Linked DNA regions of Mus musculus: all the other regions are linked to region 3. The links are chromatin loops, found by intact Hi-C in ENCODE. Cell type or tissue: heart. All regions are shown on one strand.

Region 1 (8,000 bases), 370 kb after region 3:
TTTAGGTAGACATAAAGGAGGCTCCCCTGGAACTTAGAATCTTCCCACCTCCACCTCACAACCATGGGCTGGCAGATGTGGGGCACCAAGCTTAGCCCTGTTGAGCTTTGTGAGCCATTGCCATAGCTCTGACAGCTACCATAGACTTACCGCCAGCCTCCTGCAGCTCCTGGAGTTCCCTGCGGGAGCCCTGGGCCAAGCTCCCTCCAGTTGGCACCAATCCCATGCCTTTCCTTTCTCCCTAACAAGCCAGTCAGACAGCTCCATCCCACCTTTAGCGCTGGCTTCTGTGACAGCATTCCCTCAGGCCAGGTCCTCTTTCCTCTTCCTCCCAACTCCTCTTTATTTCTACACTATCACGTCTGTACTGGTTGATTGCCGAGCCCCTCACACCTGCTGTTCATATCCAGCTGGTACTAAGTGAGGCAGTTACATGCAAATGACCCACAGGAACTGTCAACAATACTCAGTTGGTTTGCTTGTTTTCGGTATTTTGCGGGACGCCTGCTTGTTCATAGCTGTCCTGAAACTCACTATGTGGAGACTGGCCTGCCTCTGCCTCCTGAGTACTGAGACTAAAGGCAGGCTTCACCACCACCCAGTGAGTACTGAGACTAAAGGCTCCACCACCACCCAGCTTTACTTCACTTTCGTTTGTTTTGTTTGATTGTTTGTTTGTTTTTTGTTTTCTTAATGAAATCTTAATGTTTGATAATTCATGAGCATAGGTAACTTTTTAAAGATTTATTTATGGTTTATGTGAGTGTCCTATCTGAATGTTTCCCTGCATGACAGAAGAGGTCATCAGATCCCACTACAGATGGCATTACAGACAGCTGTGAATCACACCATGTGGTTGCTGGAAACTGAACTCAGAACTTCTGGAAAAGTAACCAGTGCTCTTCAAGGCTGAGCCATCTCTCCTGTCCTCTATTCAGGAATTTTTTGACATGTGTAACTGTGTGGAGGCCCTTTCAGAACCTCCATCTGAACTGAGAACATCTGGAACGAGGTGTGTCTTGCTATCAAAGATGGCCTCATTTTGCATTTCTCCTGTCTTAGTCTCCTGAGTGGCTGGTATGTCAAGTGTGTGGGTCCACACTCGGTAAAATAGGCTCTGCATGTGTGTGCTCATGCAACCACTCTTGTGCATGCGACAGAGGACAACTTTTAGAAGTAAGTTCTCTCCAGGCAGTGATGGCACACGCCTTTAATCCCAGCACTTGGGAGGCAGAGGCAGGCAGATTTCCGAGTTCAAGGCCAGCTTCACTCACAGAGTGAGTTCCAGGACAGCCACGGCTATACAGAGAAACCCTGTCTCAAAAAGAAGAAGAAAAGAAGAAGAAAGAAGAAGTAAGAAGAAGAGTTCCCCTCTTCCACAATAGTGGGATCTAGTGCCCTGATTCAGGTCCTCAGGCTTGATGCCAAGTGCCTGTGCCAGCTGAGCCAGCTGAATAGCTTCTTTTCTGTTTCTCTTTTTGTTTTGAGATCACATTTTATGTAGCTCAGGCTGACCTTGAACTCTTGATCTCTCTGGCCTCAGCCTTCCTAATGTTGGGGTGACAAGCAAGTCCCACCATACCCCTCTCCCTTTGCCACTTCCCTCTGTGGGCCTCACAGGGTAATGGAAAGACCTGGAGATGTTTAAAAAAAAAAAAAAAACAGGAGAGAAAACCAGTGACAAAGAGACTGGGGACAGCCCAGTGCCCAGGGCCAGCAGCAGCACTCCATGTCTGAGTCATCTGAGACATAGTGGACTGAGCCATGGGACTTCCAAATTAATAGGAATCCAACTGCTCAATGGTAAATATGAAGAAAACAAGAATGACATGACCGCATGACCCCAGGAGTGCTATGAGCACAGCCAGGGAACATCCCTGAGAACAGGGTTCATCACCACCAAGGGTCACTAGCAAGATACAAACATGGCAAACCAGCTCTCCCACCTCAGTCTCTCTGTCACTGGTTTTCTCTCCTGTTTTTTTTTTTTTAACATCTCCAGGTCTTTCCATTACCCTGTGAGGCCCACAGAGGGAAGTGGCAAAGGGAGAGGGGTATGGTGGGCACCAGGCACAAAAGTGGTGCACATATATACATGCAGGGAACACCCATAATAAAATAAAATAAATTATTTAAAGTCCCTGAATAAGCTGCACATGGTGGCACACACCTTAATGGGAGCATTGGGGAAGCCGAGGTAGACAGATCTCAGAACTCTGAGCTTGAGGCTAGCCTGGCCTACAGAGTGAGACCTTGTCTCAAAATAATAAAATCAAGTAATCAATTAAAAGTGTCATTTGTGCTGGGCGTGGTGGCGCATGCCTTTAATCCCAGCACTTGGGAGGCAGAGGCAGGCGGATTTCTGAGTTCAAGGCCAGCCTGGTCTACAGAGTGAGTTCCAGGACAGCCATGGCTATACAGAGAAACCCTGTCTTGAAAAACAAACAAAAAAAAGTGTCATTTGTGACAGGTGTTGTGGCAGATGCTTATCATCTCAGCACTGGTGAGGTAGGGGCAAGAGCAATCAGGGGCATTAACAACTACATAGTGAGTCAAGGCCAGCCTGGGCTACATGAAACCCTGTCTGGGTAGTAAAAAAAAGCATGTTGTCACAGAAGAGTTGGGCCAAGATTTCTTAGAAATTGTTTGTTTGTTTGTATGGCCGTATATTTTTAAAAAAAAGATAAAACTTTACTTTTAAAACAAAAGCTTTGGGCTGGTGAGATGGCTCAGTGGTTAAGAGCGCCGACTGCTCTTCCTAAGGTTCTGAGTTCAAATTCCAGCAACCACATGGTGGCTCACAACCATCTGTAATGAGATCTGACTCCCTCTTCTGGAGTGTCTGAAGACAGCTACAGTGTACTTACATATAATAAGTAAATAAACAAAAGCAAGCTTTGACCAACCTGGGCTACATAGGGAGGCCTAGTCTCAAAAAGCAAAAAGAGGGGTGAGGCCCTCTGAGGGTAGACCCTGTGGACTTGGCAGAGTGGGAAAGGCAGGTGTCCTGGCGCAGAGAAGGACCCAAGCATGGTAAACGTGGTACCAGCAGGTCTTGCCCTCTCCCTTGCTGAGCCATTAGATTACATTCCCCAAGCTAGCCACCAAGGGCTACTTCCTTATGCCTGAATAAAACACCAAGGTCCAGCTATCAAAAGTCATTATTTGTCTACACTAGCTGATCTGTCTAATCAGGACTTACCTAGTCACCCTAGCACAGACTTCCCTTTTTCTCCTTAAAACCCACTCCTGCAGAAGCACCTGCTATGCCCAATCCAGAGGCAGCTCCCCCCACCCCTGCTTGTCCCTGGGGGGATAAATAAATGTCCTTTGTACTGAGGATCAGATGTCTGGGTCTGTTCCTCCTCAGAGTGTAAGGCCTGTTGCAGACAAGGGAAACCCAGGGTACTAGGTAGTTTAGGGTCTGAAGGCATTTTAGGGTCTGAGGACTGGTTACAATATCCTGCCTAGTTCTGCAAGGCACAGGACTGAAGTTACTAAGGCAGGGACATCTCTGCCTAGGGACTGAGGGATAAAAGCAGGTGGCCTGAGATCCCAGATTAACAGGTGTACTGCAGAAGAACAAAGGCACAGGGGACAAGCCAGTCAGTGGACCTCAAAGTCCAGAATACTCACTAGCCTGTGGTGACAGGGCTGTTGTGACAGAAACCTGAGGTCTTACCAACAGGTGGCCCTGCTGGGATTCTTCATAGCCCCTAGGAGAGGAGCCATTTGGAGAGGAGGTCTGTTAAGGCTAGAGCCTGTCGCCACTCAGGAGAGGCCAAGGGGGGCATCTGCAAAGCAGGAAGTGAAACTGAACCGCCAGCACCTGTCCTGTTCACCCAGCTGAGGGTCTTGTAAACTCTGAATTTACATCAAAGCCCAGACCAAGGTTAAGGCTGGGCCTGTGGATACCAACTTTTTCCTCACACAGCTGTTTCTCCATTCCTTTCCCTGTGCCCTCTCAGGGCACAGCTTGCACCCCAGCATCTGTCCTGCATCTTACAGAATGTATCTACCCCACTTCAGCAGCCTCCAGAACACAGGTTGGAGCAATGTGTTCCAGCAGAGGTGGACTGTGTCCTAGCCTGCCCATTGCACACCGACATGTTATTAAGCTGTTTATTTTGGGGTGGGAAGGCTGTAAGATGAGATCTTTCTGTGTAGCCAAGGCCATCTTTCCTGAGCCTCCTGGCTCACTCTCCCATTTGTAAGACCTCAGGCATGCAACACCACGCCCAATTTCTAAATCTTACAACTATCTTATGGGACGGGGAGTGTTAATGCGGCTGGGGAAACTGAGGGATCACACTTGAATGCGCCTGAGCACAATGGAAATGGGGGACCTAGAAGCACACATCCCAGCATTGCATTGCGTTGCGGCTGAGCCAAAAAACGCGCTCGCCACCTAGTGGCCATTAGCGGAAACACACGGCGGATATTGTCGCCTTCAGGTACAGGACCTGGCCAGGAAAATGACAAAGTTAAGACAGAGTGACACAGCTCTGATACAATTCTATAAAGAAAATAGTTACGTGGGCTGGCAGGTGGCACACTCCAGCATCCCAAGAACTAGGAAGAGGCAGGAGAATTACAGTGAGTTACAGGCTAGTTTGGGCTACATTATCTCAATAAACAGTAAAAAACAAACAAACAAACCAAACTAATGACAGAGAAAAAGATAGATGGGGCTGGAGAGAGAACAGCAGTAGCTAAGAGCACATACAGGGATCGATTCCCAGCATTCACCTCACAACTTTTAACTCCAGCACTGAGGAACTGACGCCCTCTGCGGGCCTCCGAGGCACCAGACACGAAGGTGGTGCAAGCAAATAAAAAAGATGGATGATGGGTCATAGATGGGTAGATACACAGAAGGATGATGTAGAAAGTGGGAAGAAAAAGATGAAAAAAGAGAGAGACAGAGAGAACTAAAAATCCGGAATCTAACTAGGAACCACGATTACGCGTAGACTCCCAGGATCCCTCGCGCACGACGATGGGGCGTCCCGGGAGAAACTTGCAAAGGCCCGTCGCGCTGCTCTCTGGGAACTGTAGTCTCCGTGAAGAGAGGCGGGACTTATACGTAGCTGATCGGTACCCAATAAAAAAGCCAAGAACTTAGACCGCTACTAGCTGTACCCAATGGAAGCACCGCATCAGGAGGGCGGGACTTCCGTCAGAGACCATGGTGAGAGCCTGCGCGAAAGACAACACTTCCTTTTGTGACTGGCGGTGAACGAGTGCGCAGTGCCATGAAGGCCTCGGGCACGGTAAGGAGGCCGCGGCGGGGCAAAAGGTGCGGCGTTGGCGGCAGGGCCGCTCGGGTTGGCTGTGTCCTCCGGGGTGGTGGTGCGTTCGTCGCGAGGGTCCCTCAGCGGTTACGGGCAGCTCTCCTCGCCCACAGCCTCCTTGCGGCCAACATGGCGGCCGCCGCGTGCTGGGCGGCCGAGGACGGAGCGGGTTAGATCGGGGTGCACCGGAAGGCCCTCCGCCTTTTCGTGTATATCAGCGTTACACTCCTTTTCGTTGCCAAATCTAGCCCCGTGGTTCTTTTAGTCTTTTTTTCCTTCGAGACAGGGTTTTCTCTGTAGCCCTGGCTGTCCTGGAACTCACTCTGTAGACCAAGCTGGCCTCGAACTCAGAAATCCGCCTGCCTCTGCCTCCTGAGTGCTGGGATTAAAGGCGTGTGACACCACGCCCGGCTGGCTTGTTTTAGTCTCTTATGAGGTTTAAAGCTAACCTGGTCTATTTAGACTGGAGTGGACACGCGGCCCGCCTTAGGTTTAGAGAGCATTTGGTAAGCTTGCGGCCTGTCCCCAGCGCTGGCTACACCGAGCCTGCTGCCACTTATCTCGGCACTTGAAATCGAAGCAGAGCGTCGCTAGAATCATCCTTAGCTAGTTCTAAAGGCTGGCTGACGGTAGCCTAGGGTGCCGGATCTCATACTGGCCCCGGTGTGTTGGACACAATCCTTCGGACTCTTGGTGAAAAGCTAGTCTGGAATCGTCAATTAGTCCCAATCCAGAGACAGTTTCTCTGTAGAACAAATGGCCTTTTTCCTGCTCTGGGATTAAAGACGTGAGCCACCTTTGCCATCTTGGCCTGGAGTTTCAGGGAGAGCAGAGCAGCCTGCCACATGTAGACCCTGAGGCAGCTTCGTAGCGGAGCACAAGCCTTCTGACTTGCCTCACACTGGGCTCGAGTGTATGAGCCCACTTTGGACACCCCTGCCTGTGGGAGGACTGAATCTCAGGCCGGCTCTGCCTCCACACCCCTCCCCCACATAGACAACTTTCTCTCCTGACATGTCTTTCAGCTTCGGGAGTACAAGGTGGTGGGGCGCTGCTTGCCAACCCCAAAATGCCACACACCACCACTGTACCGTATGCGAATCTTTGCACCCAACCATGTGGTGGCCAAGTCCCGCTTCTGGTACTTTGTGTCACAGCTGAAGAAGATGAAGAAGTCATCCGGGGAAATTGTGTACTGCGGACAGGTGAGGTCTGGGGCCCCACAGGATGCCGGTCGCTGGGTACCATCAGAGCCAGGGCAGCACTCCTCATGTCCTCCCTACTCCCCACAGGTGTTTGAGAAGTCACCCCTGCGTGTGAAGAACTTTGGCATCTGGCTGCGCTATGACTCCCGCAGTGGCACACACAACATGTATCGGGAGTACAGGGACCTGACCACTGCTGGTGCAGTCACACAGTGCTGTGAGTCTCCAACCCTCTGCCAATTTCTGGCACCCAACCCAAGAACTGTCGCTGCCTGTAGCGGCTGTTTAAATAGTGGTGCACACAGCAAAGGGGCTTCGTCGCCTTTGGGGGGCTGTGCAGTGCCCCCCAGAGTGAATCAGTAGGCTCTACAGAATGTGGGGGCATTCTGGGTGGCTGGGGCTGATTTTCTTTTCTTTCCACAGACCGAGACATGGGTGCCCGACACCGTGCCCGTGCCCACTCCATCCAGATCATGAAGGTGGAAGAGATTGCAGCTGGCAAGTGCCGCCGGCCAGCTGTCAAGCAGTTCCACGTGAGTGACCCCGAGTGTGGGGCTGACGCAGGGCTGCAGGGGGTGGTTGCACACGGACAGTCTCTGGACACTGATTGCTTCCCTCCCCACAGGACTCCAAGATCAAATTCCCACTGCCCCACCGTGTGTTGCGGCGCCAGCACAAGCCACGCTTCACCACCAAGAGGCCCAACACCTTCTTCTAGACACAGAGACCCACTGAATAAAAACTTGAGACTGTCCTTGCTTGTTTGCTTCTATGTCCCTGGAGAGGTCCCAGTTGGTCCCGTCCCTAACAACATGCTAGCCCTGCTCACCTGCCTGTCAGCCTTGCTCAGTGGCATCTTTCCATAGGTGTGTATCCCCTTAGATTAGCTTCAGCCCCACTACGATTTGTCTAGGACATAGCCTGAGCCCTGCCTGTGACACTGAGGGGTAGCAGTCTGTTTCTGGACTCCAGGGTGCTGCTGTCTCAGGCCTAAGAATTCCAGACATGACTATAATCCAAGCCTGGGGACCTGGTTGAGCTTTTTATCCTGCTGGCTCTAAGCTTCAGCTAGGTGGAAATGAGGCCAGCCAAGCCCCACAGTGAGCTTGCAAGCTTTAGATGGGGACAGGGTTACGCTTTGGTGAATGATGGAGGAAACATGGGGGTTCCTTTTGTTGGGTGCAGCCAGCACGGCATCATCATGGTGCCCAATCTTGAAAGGGCACAGGCCTGAAGCTTCCTGGGACTGTTCTGTCACAGGGAGGAACCTACTGCAGTTGCCTACAATTGCTACCTCTGAGGGACTTGCCTCTGGCCCCTTGTAGACATTTCCATGTCTACACATGGCCCAGAGTACTTTCAGGGATAGCAATGTGTGAATGGCACTTAGAAGATAACATGTGAAAGCCATAAGAGGGCATCTGGTCTATAGATGATTCTTTTTCCCATTAAGTCCATTGGTCCCACATCAAAGGAATGGGTGACCCCTCAGACTGCATTG
Region 2 (8,000 bases), 94 kb before region 3:
TCTCCGAAACCTGATGGTCCCTGTTTAGGTATTCTGGCTGGCCAGCGGGCTCCAGGTAGATCTGCTTGTATCTCCCTCCTAGCACTGGGTTGATAGGTTCCTGCTCCCCACCTCTGCCATTTTACAAGAGTACTAGGGGTTGGAACCTAGATCTGCATACTTGAGTCACACTCTTACACTGAGTCATCTCCCTAGACCCTAAGAAGTGACGTTTATTATGCTAACTATGTGTGTGTGCATGTCAGACTCCCTGAAGTTACCATTACAGTTAATATATTTATTTTTAAAGATTTATTTCATGTATATGAGAATATTGTAGCTGTACAGATGGTTGTGAGCCATCATGTGGTTGCTGGGATTTAACTGATGACCTCCGGAAGAACAGTCGGTGCTCTTATCCACTGAGCCATCTTTCCAGCCTATCTATCTATATTTATATACACACACACACACATATATATGTATATATATTTTTTTTTGGTTTTTCGAGACAGGGTTTCTCTGTGTAGCCCTGGCTGTCCTCACTTTGTAGACCAGGCTGACCTTAAACTCAGAAATCTGCCTTCCTCTGCCTCTCAAGTGCTGGGATTAAAGGCATGCACCACTACTCCCGGCCCAAATATATTTATTAGTTTTTAATTTTGTTTTTGTTGTTGTTTTTTGTTTGTTTGTTTGAGACAGGGTTTCTCTGTATAGCCCTGGCTGTCCTGGAACTCACGCTGTAGACCAGGCTGGCCTTGAACTCAGAAATCTACCTGCCTCTGCCTCCCAAGTGCTGGGATTAAAGGCGTGCGCCACCAGTGCCTGGCTAAATATAGTTTTTGATTGGCTTTTTTGTCCCTAACTCTTACTGCTTATTTTGCTCATGCTCTGGGGTGGAACTCAGGCTGTCAGGCTTTGTGGCAAGTGTCTTTACCAACTGAGCCGCCTGACAAGCCTTTCTTGTGCTATTTTTGGAAGATGGAGTCAAGGTCCCACTATGTGGCCCTGTCTGGCCTATAATTTTCTGTGTATACCAGGCTGGCCCTAAACTCAGTCTGCCTCCCTAGGGAGGGGATCTGCGTGGCCACTGCTCTCCCAGGCAGGTTTTAACTTTTCTTCCTGTTTTTGAGACTTGGTTTTGTTGTGTATTGTAGGCTGCCCTACGCCTTTGGAGCAGAGTGGCCAGGTGAAGGGCTGTAGGCTGACTTCAGGATAGAGGTGTCCTGGCTGGCACCACCCTGCAGCCCAGGCACCCCCTGCAACACACACACACACACACACACACTGCTAGCACTGAAGACATGTGGGTTGGTGTGCAGGCTTTCTTGTTTTATTTCAGCCTGGGCATGATTCGGATAAACAGGATCATGCTGATGAACACGAAGCACACGACAATGAGCATGGCCCACAGCAGCCAGTTCACTGACTTCTGTGCATGCTGCTCCAATCTCTCCGACTCCAGCTTCAGCTTCTCCAGGTTCTGGTCTGCCATCTTGAGTGAATGTGACAGGGTCTGTGGGAGAAGAAGGGGCTGTGTCAACAAGACTGAGACCCAAGTATGACTTTTCCTGAGTAGCCTGTGCTTCTGGTGCATAGTGTGACCTCGGCCAAGCATGCTCAGCTACCCCCTCCCCCTGGGCTTTAACAAACTCTTGCTCAACCAGCAAAACACCAGTCACAATGCCCCTTTTTTGCAGAGCTTTCTGAGGCAGACAGAGGCAGCAGTGTTACCACACCTGATTGTCCTTCTTGATGACACTCTGGGCAGCCAGTGTGTTGGTCTTGAGGCTGCGGGCCAGGCCTAGCATCTCCTCAGCCAGCTTTTCCTGGAGGCCCTGGTGCCTCTGGAGGACGAGGTCTAGCTCGGATGCTGACTGCCTCTCATCTGCAGGTCTGGACCCCTTCGCACTGCTGACGCCACATTTGTAGGTCCCCAGTAGTGATAGGTAAAGACATCCATGTGGCCCTTTCCCAAGGATCCCAGGGCCCATGGCACCACCCTCAGTTCTACTGGGGACTCAGTTTCCCCTGCTCTTTTACATTCTGGGAACAGCAGCCCCAGAAAGGACTTCCAGCAGGCAGCTGGTCCTTATAGCAGCTCAGGGGCCCCAGCTTCAGCCGCTCATTTCCCTTCCCTGTCACGCTGTGGCTGAAATACTCACGCTCGTTTCCTCATGTCCACCTCACATTCTGGAAGCAAAAGAGGCCAAGAACAAAGAAGATAGCTTTCTTGTTTCCAAACTTCTGACCTTGATCAGCAAAATGCTGTTCTGCCTGTGAACTGCTTTTTGCCCACTCTCCCTGGTCCCAGATCCCTCTCAATGGCCTAGCACTGTGCTGGGAACCATCCTCTTTCTCAGCCTCCCCTCAGGCAAAGATGACCCTGGGACCTCTTCCTGGGCTGGGAAAAATCAAGGGGGATGGGCAGGCATGAGGGCTGTGGGGTGGCAGGAACAGTCATGCTCAGCATGTCTCACCTCCAGATGGTTCCTGTGGGGAGGAGAGAGGAATGAGGCCATGCTCTTTGATATCTTCCCTAAATCTCTCTCTGCTTTGGGCTGACTCATGTAAAGCTGTGGGGCCAACTCTGGGGTTTAACCAGATGTGGTCCATTCTTCTTTGTTTTGCTAATTTTTTTTAAGACAGAGTTTCTCTGTGTAGCCCTGATTACTGGACTTATTCTGTAGAGCAAGCAGGCTGGCTTTGAACTCACAAAGATCTGCCTGCCTCTGCCTCCTCAGTGCTGAGGTTTAAAGACGTGTACTACCACCACCCAGCCAAATTCCTCTTCTTGAGCACAGTGCCTTCCTGGGGAAGCCTTGCCTAAGGCCCACTAGAGTTTGTGGTATTATTCCAGTCTTTCCCCTCTGAAGACTACTCTTTTTGCTATCCAGAGGTTGGTCCCAAGTACAAGGGAGGGAATCGTACCATGCCCAACAGCTCACTCCGCATCTCACTGGTGTAACGTGCCCTAGACTGCAAATGTACAGTCTTGGTGGCAGGCACCCGCTCCTTGGCTGTGGTGGGCACGCGGCCAGGAGCCAGGAACTGGTTAGCTAGAGCTTTTTCAGAGGAGGAGGTCTGAGGAGACATAGGAAGGGGAAGACGAGTTACTGGGGGGCTGTGCCCTGGTCCTAGGGGCTGTGGGGAACTGAGTGAGGCCCGCCTGAGGGATGGGAGGGCAGGCTCACCAACTTCTCGGCCTGCAGCATGCCCTTCAGAAAGTCCACTTTGCGGGAGTACTCGCTGATCACTTCTGAGGCCGGTTTACTGAAAGGCAGCAGGAAAAAGTTAGTCTGCTGCTGTGCCGTCGTAGGAGGTGGTGACTCGGTGCCCCCACACTCACCTTGCTTGAACTTTCAGGGCCTGCAGCATGTCTTCCAGGGCACCCACATACTGGGAGGGAAGGTATGGTGTCAGCCAAGCCAGTGGCCCAAGGCAGGAGCAAACCAGGGAGAGGGGTGGGACCCGGAGAGGAGTCAGAGAGGGGAGGGGACATAAGCGAAGACCTAGAATTGAGAGGGCGTGGCCTGTGCGTGAAGCTGTAGGGAGAAAACTAGGACGTCAGGGGTTACGCACGAGGGGCGTGTCGCCGCGGACCAGAAGGAGCGGAGACAGTGGCCTGTGGAGTTGGTTCGCAGGCCTTTGCGGCGGCGTGGGAATCCCTCACCTTCTCCAGTCGCCACTCGTCCGGTTCTCGTTTTTCTGCCGCCATCGACTCACAGCGACAAAGCAGCCGTACCAGGTTCAACTCCAACCGCGACGTCGCCAGCGGGCGATGATAGGCTCCTTCCGCCTGCGCCATCTTAGAAAAGGGCGGAAGTGCCTGAGTGAGGTCCTTCCCCTCCGAGGTCCGCCCTGCTACGCTTGGGACGGAAGTAGAGTTTTATTTCAAGCCGCAGTTTATTCAAAGATAAATCGTTTTCGTCCCTGTCTCTTTTTAAAATGATGGTCTTGATACCTGGCCTTTTTCGTTTTTTGAAGCAGAGTCTCTGTAGTCCATGTAGGCCCTGAACAGCCGATTATGTCCGGCGAGAATTCGTTGAAAGGACTGGAAAAGCCATTCCTCATCTTCCCTCGCCGGTCATTGCATTCCGCTTGTTCACCTCGCCTCTGCGCGCGCAGTGCACGTGTTTTCTACCTCTGTAGCGGGAACCTTGACCTGGGGTCTCCCCCGACCCTGCTTGATGACGTGTCAGTTGGGCGTTTCCATCTGGCCGGACCTGCTAGTTTCCAGTCCTGGCTGCCAGCATCCTGAGCTTTAATAAATCATGGTCCATGGCCCCCCCTTCCCTAGCTACCAGCAACTCTCTTTCATTTTAGGTTACATGTAGTCGGCTACATGATCGAGGCCCCGAAGGATGGAGAATATTGTACCTCCCGAAGAACTTAGCCAATGAGAAATTCAGGGATCAGGGAATGAATGCCATGAGGATTATAAAACAAGCCAGGATGCCCTGGAGCTGGATTTACCGTGGTTGTGAACCAATATTAGGTTTACCTCTTTCACTCGCATGTAACTTATGAGCATTAGAAATGCTAGACAAGCCGTCTCAGTCCACGTTTTTAGAAAAGATGCCTGTGACTCCGGGGATCTGACACCTCTGATTTCTTCACGTTTCATATGCACACACCAACACACAATTAAACATAACATTTTAACCTGGGCAGGGTGGTGGTAGGGTTTTAATCCTAGCACTCAGGAGAAAGAGGCAGGTGGATCTTTGAGTTTGAGGCCAGCTTGGTCTACAGAGAGAGTTCCAAGACAGCCAGGGCTACACAGAGAAACCCTGTCTCTAAAAAACTATTTAAACCTTAAAAAACAAAAATGATACTGGATCCCCGAGCACTGGAGTTATGGTGACTGTGAGGGCCATGTGATGCTGGTAATTGAATACTGAGCCTTGTTGCTTGTGGTTTGAATCAAAATGAGCCCATAGTAAACCACAGGCAGTGGCCATATTGGAGGAAGTACACCATGGGGTGGGGTGTGCTTTGAGGTCTCAAAAACTAGGCCTACTGGAATACAGTCCTTTTCCTGCTGCCTGCTGATTCAGATATGGACTCCTCAGCTACCTCTGTCTGAGTGTCACCATACTTCCTGACATGACAATGATGGACTAAACTCCTGTGAACCAGCCCCCCCCGCCCCCCAATTTTTCCTTTATAAAAGTTGCCATGGTCATGGTGTCTCTTCCCAGCAATAGAAGCCCTATGTCCTCTGAAAGAACAGTAAGCACTGTTCGGAGCTAGCTCTCACTATACAGCCCTGACTGGCCTCTTTTGAGATTAAAGGCCTGTGCCACACTAGTACCTGCACGCCATCCTGACTACCACACCCACAGAATGTGTCTCCTTTCTAAAGAGGAAAGATGCTGTGTTGTATGTATGTACCATTTTTTTGCTCTTCTGCTCACCTGCTGCTACAACCTGCATTACTTTGGGATTGACCGAAATGGAGTGACATGGAATAAAGAAACAACAGTCACACATACCTAAGACCTGGCATTGGGTGGGATGTCTTACATTTTAAATTTGATTATTTGTGTGTGCATGTGCTCTTGTGTCATACATCACAGTGCACACCTGGGGATTAGAGGACAACTTGTGGAATGGGTTCTCTCCTATTGAGTGGTTGAGCCTATCTGCCACTGCTTGTGACTGGCCTTCATAAGGACCAGAGCATAGCAGGTTTCCTGGGGTCCCATTCACTTCAGAAAATGTGCTATGGAATACTGAGTTCAGGGTCCACAAAGGAGCACTTCTGTGGAGTGACTGATGTGTTTATAAAAAGATAAAGAGAGGAGATATGTTTTGGTGGATGTGTAGTTAGGTATGGAGGAAGGGGGTACCTCCATGGGCCCATGCTGAGGCATCCCTTCCCCCTGAGGGACCATCCACACGATGGTATAGAATAGTTTATTCAATGCATGGGGAGGGTAGTTGAGGCAGAGAAAGGCAGAGAGAGAAAGAGAAAGAGGGAAGGAGGGAGGGGGGAAGAGAGAAGAGAAATAGAGGCTGGCCATGAACATGTAGAGAGAGGGGAGGGGGAAGAGTACAGTGAAGGAGCAAGAAGGCAAGAACAAGAGAAGTGAAGGGGGGAAAGCAGCCCCTTTTATGGCGAGTCAGGCAGGTAACTGTGTGGCAGAGCTTAAGCAGACTCTAGGCTGCCCTGTGGAGGTTCTGTCCAGTTCAGGATAAGGATGACATCAAAAGGTGATTGATGGTGGCACTGGAGTGTTAATGTAACTTTTATTCACCTATGGAATTGTCTTGGAGGCTTATTGCCCATGTCTGCTAACCTAGGCCTAGCCTTGGAAGCTTCTAGCCTCTGTACAATCTAATCTAGGCCTGGAATGTTTTCAGCCTCTGAGACTTGCTGCAGAATATGCTCACCCTTTCTAGTTCTTTCTGACCTCTGACTGGCTGATTTATCTCACCTTTTCTGGCTCCAACTGATTCAAACTGGCCCGTTGTAGCCTCTCCTGAATTGCTCTGCTTTGCCTCAAACTCTAGCAATCTGTTCTAACTTTCTGGTTCCTTCTCATTCCCTGGTTTGTTCTGTCTTCACCTGTGTCTAGCTGTTCTCCGTTCAGTCTGTTCCAGTAAAGCTGCCTCCTCTCTACATTGCTTCCCTTTCCTCTTTTCTCGTGGCATATCCAATTCTGTCAAATCTTTCTCTGATTCATCACTTTGTCACTCTAAATTTTTTTTTAAAGATTTATTTATTTATTTATTATATGTAAGTACACTGTAGCTGTCTTCAGACACTCCAGAAGAGGGAGTCAGATCTCGTGATCGGATGGTTGTGAGCCACCATGTGGTTGCTGGGATTTGAACTCCTGACCTTCGGAAGAGCAGTCGGGTGCTCTTACCCACTGAGCCATCTCACCAGGCCCCTGTCACTCTAAATTAAACATTCAAACACATCCTTAAAAAATTTTTTTTGTCTTTTTTAAAAAAAGAGATTTATTTATTTATGTCTGTGAGTACACTGTAGCTGTCTTCAGACACACCAGAAGAGGGCATCAGATTCTGTTACAGATGGTTGTGAGCTACCATGTGATTGCTGGGAATTGAACTCAGGACCTCTGGAAGAGCAGCCTGTGCTCTTAACAGCTAAGCCACCTTTCCAGCCCAAACTAATTTTACCTTAATTGTTTGGGATTAAAGGCTTGTACTAAGGGGATATCTGCATTCAAGCCAGGGGGATTAAAGGTGTGTACTAAAGTACTACAACTAGAAACAGGTTTTTCCAGTAACCACCACAACCTCAGGGTTCTGGAGAAATGACTCAAAGGTTAAAGGCACTCACTGATCCCTCAGAGGGCCTAGGTTCAATTTTCAGCACCGCATGTCAGTTTGCAGCCATCCATAATCATAGCTGTAGGGCCAAAGCCCTTTTTTGTTCTGGTCCCCATCGCCAGGCACACACATGGTGCACAGACATTCAGTTAAAACACCCATTAACACAAAATGAAAATAAATCTCAAAAAAAAAAAAACAAATTTAAAAAGGCAACATCCTTCAGGAGGTCTGGAGAAGGGAGATCTCTGGGTGACACTTCCCTAGGAGTTTTCCTGTGGGTGGATCCCCAGAAGGAGGTAAGGCAACAGCTGCCAGAGGGGTTCTTTGGCTGGTGAGGCCAGGCAAGGCATGTCCTAAAGGGGCATAGTGGTGATCCTTCACCCCAGTTAGATCTCAGCGAGACCGATGAACAGGTCACAGGGTGCTGAGGAACTCACAGCCTAGCTACCCTGTCATATGGCTGGTCCCTCAGGGGGAAGGGATGCCTCAGCATGGGCCCACAGAGTTACCCCCTTCTCCAAAAACCATATACCACACCTTCACCAAACATATCTCTGGTCTCCTTTTTGGCTGAACTGGCTCCTAGAATTTGCTGTGTAGCCTCAAGTTAGGTTCCTCTGGTGGTTTGAATATACTTGGCCCAGGGAGTGGCACTACTTGGAGGTGTGGCCTTGTTGGAAGAAGGGTGTCACTGTGGGCAAAGGCCCTTG
Region 3 (8,000 bases):
GTAAAGTCTTGTGGGTTGTCCATCCAGTCTGTAATAGATACAAGCTTGCCAGAGTCAGCTCTAGCTTGACTCCATCCCTCTCTCTCACACACACACATGTATATGTGCATTACAACACATGGCAGAGCCAGGACCTACATAATGAGTCAACTCTGCCAGCTTATTCATCATCCAACAATCCTCCAGGCTGAACTCCTGAATCACTTCTCAGGGAGTCCTGAGTAGGAAATGAGCAGATGCCCAGCTCATCAGCGGTATTTTTTTCCAATGTGGCAAATCATGGAGAACTTTCCCAGACAAAATGGACAGAAGTGCAGAGACAAGGCCCTTTGTTCTGCTTCTCTGAGACGTAGAGGGCAAAAGAGAAGAGCCTGTCTTGCTCTGTGAGGAGGCCACGCCTGGGCCTGGCTGAATGGTGGGCCGGGCAGGGGCTGCCTGGCACAGCTAGATTGTGGACCTTAAAGATACAAAGGCCTACCAGGTGGGACACTGAGGCCCACACCTGAGAGCAGATCATCAGTCAGATGGGTCCCAGAGTGGATGACCTTCCCCACTGAAGTGAAGCAGCTATGCCATGATCATTGGTGAGACAGGGGAAAAGGAACAGGAGGGGATAGAAATGGACACGGACACACACACACACACACACACACACATACACACACACACACACACACACACACACACAGACCAAAAGAGGCTCAATGCGTGCACCGTGTGTGAAAGGATGGCTATCTTGAGAGCGTGGGCCCATGAAGGAGATAATGCAGCTTCTCAAAGGCATGTCGATTGGGCAACCTCTGAGAATGGAGTCTGGTATAGCTAATCTTGCAAGAAAAGTGACAGTTTGCTTCCAGATGGGGACAGAGTCTCCAGAAACTCAGGTCAGTGGTGATACAAGGAGAAGAGAAACAATGGCCCTGCTGTGCCTGCCAGGCTGCTTCGGCTGATTCACCTGCCCTACTCTTCCCCTGGTCTCCTTCCATGCAGTGGCCAGCGGGATCTAGCAATCAAGGCGTCCCCACCTCTCCTGACTCCTGCAGGTGACCCTGAGATGCACCGAGGCTAGCGGGGACTGCAGCACAGCATCTATAACCACCTTGGGTCCATTCCATGTGGCCCACTCTACTCCATACAACCCATCATCATCATTGGTCAACACACTCCTGCCAATGCAAGCTGGGGACACTACAGCATCACATGGTGCACAGATGGCCCTGGGGCAAAGAATGGCCCCCCACACCAGATGTCAGGACAGTTTGACAGCCAAACTTGGGTAAAGGCTATTTTAGAGGGTTAGGGAATACAGACACAGACTTGTTGGCTTTTTGCTTTCTTAGGGTGCTGTGGATATTTGGGCTGTTTGTGTGATAAGAGCTAGAGCATAAACTTAGCCTCCCAGCCTCGCTTCCTGGTTCTAGAAAAGTCTAGGGATCTATCTCCAAACCCAGCACCTGCCTGAGTCCATTTTGAGAAAGGACTCTTTCCTGGTGGTTGAATGGAAAAGAAAATTGAAACAAACTAAAGCAGAGGCTACAGCAAGTATCCCAAAGAGGAGAGTGACAGGATATCTGTTCCTGTCACTCTGGGTTCACCACTGACATGGCTTCCCAGGATTGACTGCAGACCAGACACTCTTCCCAGGAAACATAGTGGACCCCCCCACATCCCAAGTCTTGCTCTCAGTCTTCCCAATTCTGCCCCTGTGATAACTCATGTCACCTGTCATTGTGAAGGTCTGCCTAATGGGAATGCCATTCTTTCCATGTAAAGGGACAATAGCTGTTCCTCTGAGGCACAAGGAGATCTCAGCTCTGCTCTCAGGAGGCAGCCAACCACTTGGCACAACCAGCTCTTGCTTGGTTAATTTTGGACCCATTCACCACATGTTACCAGAGAGATAAGGAAAGGGAAGCCACAAGTTCATGGTCTCTTGTCAGGAAGGGAGTCAAGCCCAGGAGTCCTGAGTCCCCACCTGACCCACAAGGTACTAGCTAGACTTGAGAGAGGGTTTTACCCAAGTAGGAGGTCAAAGCCAGAGCATTGTGCTTCATGCAGGTAGCATCCTGGACACCTGACTGGAGGTGTGGCTCTATGGTGGAACACTTACCCAGTAAGCAAGCACAAGGTTCTAAGTTCCGTCCCCAGCATTTGCAGGGCAAGAGACAGAAAGTTGGAGCTGCATAAAACCAAAGGGTGTGTACCAGAAACATGAAAGTTAATAAGTGGGGTTAGCTCTGGAAAAAGGCTGACACAGGCCAATCCAAAGGAGAAATAGGCAGAGTCTTGCCCCAGGCCAGACCCCAAACAAGGCGCTTGCTTCTTCCAGGAGACCTCCACTGAGTCACAGCTCCAAGTAAGCAGGAGAAAAAGTGTGTCATGCATAGGAAAGTTCATGTCCTTCCTGGGGTCTCAGGACCAAAAAGTCTTCGATATTCCAAGGGGCATGACTTGCACCGTGTGCCCTTGGGCAAGCTAAGTTGAAAGATTTCTTCCAGAACATTCTTGAAGTGAATGGGGCAGTCATGTCTCTAAGGCTTCCTTTATATCCAGATTCCTGTACCAAATGGAGCTCTAAACCTGGCCTCCTTTCAGCAAGCACACAGCAGACAGGGAATACTGGTAAGGGGGGGGGGGGAGAAAGTGATGCCAATCAAAACCAGGCAGCTCCAAGGCCTTGTAGGAGCAGAGAGGCCGGTGACAATAACTTTATAGTTGCTCATGCCACCTCCAGCCATTCCTTGACACCTTAAGATACTGAAGTCTCAAAGACTAGACAATACCCAACAAGGTAAGGAGATACAACCTGAGGGGCTGCTAGGTGGATGTCTTAAAGTGCTGGAAAATGAGCCAAAGAGGCACAAAAGGACTCCCCTATAAAGCCTTGGGAGTTAGGGTCCCTAGAAAAAGAAGGGAGGGTTTGTTGGCAGCTGTGACTCCACGGGGCTGAGATCTCTGCCACCGCTGAGGTATACATTTCCTGTAAGTCATTTAAAAACAAAAAACAAAAAACAAAAAAACGTTTAAGTCCAAGGATGTGACTCTCTTGAGAGAGTGGCTTCCACCCTACCGGCTCCCTTTCTTCTGAAACGCAGTTCGGGTGTCAGAACCCCACCCCCACCCCGCAACCTCCTCTAGAGTCCAGCTACTCTTTTCTTGAGCAGAAAGTGATGTGCCTATCAAAGCAGAGAGAGAACCCAGAGGGCGCTGGGACTCGCCCTGGCGGATCACCCAGCTGTCCGGGAGTGAAGTCAGGAAGAAGATGAATCAAGAGGGGAAGGCGGGGGCGAGTCTCCAGAGGCTGCACCCCGTCATCTCCCTTTCCTCCTCCTCTCCACTCCTCCGGCCCTCTGAGGAACTGTTTTTGCGTGTCTTTCCAGGCCCACTCTTTTAGACGTTCCAGCCCCAACAGTGGGTTGCCACAGACCGTTTCCCATTCTCTGAGAGCCCGGCGCCTCTCTGACACCCTAGGGCTCAGACCGCGAGTGCAGAAGTCCCTTTCCCTAGCACGGCCCCTCGGCTCCGCCTTCCTGGCCTCCCCCGTTTCCTGAGATCCCCCCAGATGCCACCTTAGCCACGTCCTCTCCTCAGCCGCCGCTGAAAGACGCGGTAAGCCCGCCAGTCTCAACCCCCTCAGCGTCCACGCGTCCCCCAGGCCGCATCCTGCCCTCACGTCCCACGACTTCAGGAGCAACCCGGTGCACAACCCCGGCTCGGGTCTCCACTCACGGCCGCCGCGAGAACTTACCTGGACCTCGGGCCGCTGCGCGCCACCGGTCCCCGGCCAGCCTGCCCGCTGCTCCCGGCCGCCCCGCCCCGAAGCGACCAGCCTCGCCCGCCGCTGCACCGTGCGATTTCACTTCCGGGTTCCGGAGGCGCTGAGTGGGCGGGCGCCAACTCGTCGGAGAGGCGGGGCGACTCGAGGTCCCGCCCCATCTAAAGGCGCGCAGCGAACGCCCTCTGCGGTTGGTGCATTCCAGATGCTAAGTGTTCCACAGCTGAGAGGGGCGGGCGCTATGATAGTCACGCCCCTCCCCAGCAGTATTTTAGCCCGCTCAGGTTGGTGCCGGAAGCCCACACGTCTGAGGGACACCTTGGAGCCACGCCCTTTTTCGGCGCTCTTGGCCAGGCTGAACGAACTGTAGCAAGCTTGGAGCCCGCCCCGCGGCTCGCGTGAAGAGAGCACCCTCCGGCTTCCAGCACTACTCCCTGCCTCCTAGCGGGCGGGACCCTGAGACGCTTGCCTTTGAGTGGAAGGCGGGAGAATGGCGGATTCCTCAGAACGGGACGCAGGGTGAGTTGGGATCTCAGAAGGGCGGAATTTAGGGGCTCCTGTGGGTTGGCCAAAGACCAGATCCTGGGCTCACAGGCAGCGGAGCTGGAGAACTGGGATCTTATGAGCCAATGCCCGAATCTCTCCCAGACCAGAAGCCCAGGCTCTGAGCCGCTTCGGTGCGTGCTGGGGAGCTGGGGTCCCAGATGCAGTTCAGAATTGGGGTTGTGCGTGGACTTTGGTGGACATTCTCTCTTTTTCCCCTTGGAGACAGTGGTGTTTTTTGTTTTTTGTTTTGTGTGTGTGTGTGTGTGTGTGTGTGTGTGTGTGTGTGTGTGTATGTGTGTAGCTGATCCGGAGCTCTGTAGACCAGTCTGGCCTTGAATTCACAGAAATCTGCCTGCCAAGTGCTGGGTTCAAAGGCATGTGCCACCACCACCTAGCCTTCCTTTTTTTAAAGGAAAAACGTGACCCTACATGGTAGCACGACTTTAGTCCCAGCACAGACCTTTTCCTAGGCCTCAGGAGCTCTAGGGTTGCTTGTCGCACTCCCCTTTAGCCCTGACTCACTACACCCATGGGTGTTTGCTTAAGAGTCTGAAGGATGAGGGTCACGGGCTATTGTGACTGTATACAGCAAAGGACACTCTGTGAAGGTCAAGTGGGTGAAACAAAGGCTCTTGCCACCAAGCCTCATGATCTTATTTTGATCCATGGGTTTCATATGGTGAAAGTAGATAACTGATGTACTGGCCAGTTTTGTGTCAACTTGACACAGGCTGGAGTTATCACAGAGAAAGGAGCTTCAGTTAGGGAAATGCCTCCATGAGATCCAGCTGTAAGGCATTTTCTCAATTAGGGTCAAGGGAGGAGGTCCCCTTGTGGGTGGTGCCATCTCTGGGATGGTAGTCTTGGGTTCTATAAGAGAGCAGGCTGAGCAAGCCAGGGGAAGCAAGCCAGTAAGGAACATCCCTCCGTGGCCTCTGCATCAGTTCCTGCTTCCTGACCTGCTTGAGTTCCAGTCCTGACTTCCTTTGGTGATGAACAGCAATGTGGAAGAGTAAGCTGAATAAACCCTTTCCTCCCCAACTTGCTTCTTGGTCATGATGTTTGTGCAGGAATAGAAACCCTGACTAAGACAATTGACTACGCATTTTGTCCTCTGCCCTCCATGTGCACATCATGGCACACGAGCACTACAAACTACATAAAATGTAAAATGCTGAAATGCTAAGAGAAGAGGCCTATGGTAGGAGCCTCCTACACCTGAGACTCCCAGCCCTGAAAGGCAGGGGGTAGAGAGTAGGGATGCACAGTGGGCACAGGACAGGACAAGGCCATGTTACTGAAGCCTCTGTGAGTGGTGGGCAGGCTTTGGGGCACCATGAGGGACAACAGATGCACCTGCACTTTGTAGAACTACAGGGCCCCATGTTCTCCCATAGGCCCATGATTTGCCCCCAGAGCAGGGAGAAGCCCCCAGCTCCCAGCCCTGCTTTTGACTTGCAGGTGTGTCCAGAAGAGGTTGGGATCCCCTGGAGCTGGAGTTACAGGTGGTTGTGAGCCACCTCACCTGGGTGCTGGAGACTGAACTCAAGTCCTCTGTAAGAGCAGCAGACACTCTTAACCTATGAGCTGTCTGGCACAGCCAGGGCTGTGAAGTGAGATTTATTTGCTCTCTGAACAATCCCAACAACCTGAGTTTAGGTCCCCAGAAGCCACATAAAGACTGGATGCAGTAGTGTCTGTCTGTAATCCAGCACTTCCCACAGGGAGATGGGAGGCTAAAGCAGCACAGTCTCTAGGAGTAGGAGGCAGAGCTAGCAGGGCAAACAGAGCCATGGCTAAGAAAGGTAGAAGGTGAGAACCTTCGCTGAGGTTGTCCCTGACCTTTACACAGGCACCATGGTACACACAGTGGCACAGAAGCACCTGTACTCATACAAACACCATTCAGACTTACATGAAATAAAGTAATAAAAACAAAAGATTTGAAAATACAACTATTTGGGGACTGAAGAGATGGCTCAGCGGTTAAGAGCACTGACTGTTCTTCCAGAGAACCTGAGTTCAATTCCCAGCAACCACATGGTGGTTCACAACCATCTCTAATAGGATCTGATGCCTCTACTGGTGCATCTGAAGACAGGTACAGTGGACTCATTCATATGCATAAAATAAACCTTTTAAAAAATTCATTTGTGGGCTGGAGAGATGGCTCAGAGGTTAACAGCACTGACTGCTCTTCCAGAGGTTCTAAGTTCAATTCCCAGCAACCACATGGTGGCTCACAACCATCTGTAATGGGATCTGATGTTCTCTTCTGCTGTGTCTGAAGACAGTGACATTGTACTCACATATATAAAGTAGTAAATACATCTTTTTTTAAAAAAATCCATTTGTTTAAAAAATGTATAACTATTCTGTGACATATGAACATTGTGTGATCCCAGATGTTGCTAAGTCAGTAAAGTTTTGTTGCCACATGGTCCACCCATTCTGTCAGCCTCAGTACTAGAATGGCAAAGTTTAATAGTTGTTGGTTATAGTGACTGGGCAGCCTAGAAAGCTGACCCTTTGCAGAGAAGTACGTGTCATAGTCTCCTGCCCCCACCCTGCCACCTCATCCCTACAATTGGAGCTAAGAGAACAGATTCAGAATGTTCCAGGTCTTTCCCTCTTGCTTTCCTTCCATCATCCACCTAGCCCCTGTGCCGCATGTGGCCTTGTCAAGTCTCCTGTCCCATCCCTAAGCCCTCATACCTGTCTGGCTGTTGTCACATCAGCCTGATAAGACAGGGGTAAGCTCTGGTCCCGCTCTGTCCTATGAGGCTCTGAGTCACACAGAGGCTTCTGAGGAGTGAGGGAAGCCCGTAGCCATTGTTCTGACTCCCACTAGGGTGTGAGAAAGGTGGTATTCTTCCTGTGGAGCCTGTCCTGGGAGCAGCCCTCACCCAGCTCCCACTGTCAGCAGGAGGCAGGCAGCTCTGGTCTTTGCACATCTCTCTCCTCTCTTGCAGGAAGTCTGCAGCTGCTGGTGCTTGTGCTGTTCCCAAGACAAAGGGAAGGAGAGTGCAAGGTGAGGGCTGCCAGGGTCCTTTCAGGAAGTGTCTGTCTGTTTTGTCTTCATTAATATTTCTGCTTAATTTTGTTATTCCATGTGTATTTATCTCATTGGAGGGTTGTGTGTAGAAGGTAGAGGACAAACCATGGGAGTCACTTTGTCCTACCATGTGTGGTCTCAGGCGCTGAAGTGGGTCATTGAGCTTGGCTACAAGAACTCTACATGCTGAAATTTTTCCTGGCTCTGATTTCAGAGAGAGAGAAAGAGAGGGAGAGGGAGAGAAAGAATGAATATGAATGTATTGCCACCTAGTTCATGAAAGGGTTCATGTTATTGGGGGTACAGGGGAGGGCACAGAAACGAGTCTGAAGCTTTCTCTGCTCAGTGGCATGCCTTTGGGGACTGGTAGTTTCCATCACTGAGGTGTCATTTGACTGCAGTGGGCCTCTGGAGAGTTGGAGTCTCTTTTGTCATGGTGTCAGGCTCTCAAGACAGGCCTCGAAGGTGCAGGTCTGGAGGCCAGGCCTGCATTCCTCTTCAGAAGCTGCATTCCCCACCCTGGACGATGCTGGTGGCACAGGGCTACATATCCAGTTCCTCCCTGAAACCTGCTGAGCTGGGTGGTGTGGGTGCTGGGAAGCAAATCCAGGTCTCTTGCAAGGG

Evidence for each region. Hi-C counts contacts between places; a loop is a spot of excess contacts. Peaks named below come from ENCODE experiments on the same cell type or tissue, not always from the same donor. Only the 100,000 strongest peaks of a DNase experiment are listed, where the experiment ranks them.
Region 1: it touches region 3 in a loop (4-fold over the local background); 7 of 42 quality-filtered maps call a loop at or near these places.
Region 2: a loop joins it to region 3, with 2.9 times the contacts of the local background. A loop is called at or near these places in 5 of 42 quality-filtered maps.

What each region holds. Positions count from the first base shown.
Region 1 is chr8:70,894,632-70,902,631 of GRCm38, reverse strand. It overlaps Rpl18a (ribosomal protein L18A), which reads left to right and starts at 5,189. Exons shown (of 5, transcript NM_029751.4): 1 at 5,189-5,273; 2 at 6,320-6,499; 3 at 6,587-6,716; 4 at 6,923-7,032; 5 at 7,125-7,910. The coding sequence starts at 5,256. The coding sequence ends at 7,217. It overlaps Mir7067 (microRNA 7067), which reads left to right and starts at 7,062; the gene lies at 7,062-7,124. Snora68 (small nucleolar RNA, H/ACA box 68) reads left to right here and starts at 6,776; the gene lies at 6,776-6,873. In heart, CTCF peaks have their summits at 4,442 (motif pointing left) and 5,403; DNase peaks (open chromatin) are centred at 4,411, 5,121, 6,141, 6,861 and 2 weaker places; H3K4me3 peaks cover 3,362 bases; H3K27ac peaks cover 2,464 bases; H3K27me3 peaks cover 300 bases.
Region 2 is chr8:71,363,022-71,371,021 of GRCm38, reverse strand. Use1 (unconventional SNARE in the ER 1 homolog (S. cerevisiae)) reads right to left here and starts at 3,805. Exons shown (of 8, transcript NM_025917.4): 1 at 3,653-3,805; 2 at 3,329-3,378; 3 at 3,174-3,252; 4 at 2,911-3,063; 5 at 2,460-2,472; 6 at 2,145-2,172; 7 at 1,719-1,890; 8 at 1,290-1,495. The coding sequence starts at 3,787. The coding sequence ends at 1,313. In heart, no CTCF peak of the experiment used is centred here; DNase peaks (open chromatin) are centred at 60, 941, 3,501, 4,141 and 2 weaker places; H3K4me3 peaks cover 3,216 bases; H3K27ac peaks cover 4,220 bases.
Region 3 is chr8:71,268,578-71,276,577 of GRCm38, reverse strand. It overlaps Haus8 (4HAUS augmin-like complex, subunit 8), which reads left to right and starts at 3,988. Exons shown (of 11, transcript NM_001163042.1): 1 at 3,988-4,294; 2 at 7,294-7,352. The coding sequence starts at 4,266. It overlaps Myo9b (myosin IXb), which reads right to left and starts at 3,864. Exons shown (of 40, transcript NM_001142322.1): 1 at 3,749-3,864. In heart, CTCF peaks have their summits at 3,996 and 4,206; DNase peaks (open chromatin) are centred at 3,297 and 4,007; H3K4me3 peaks cover 3,614 bases; H3K27ac peaks cover 2,887 bases.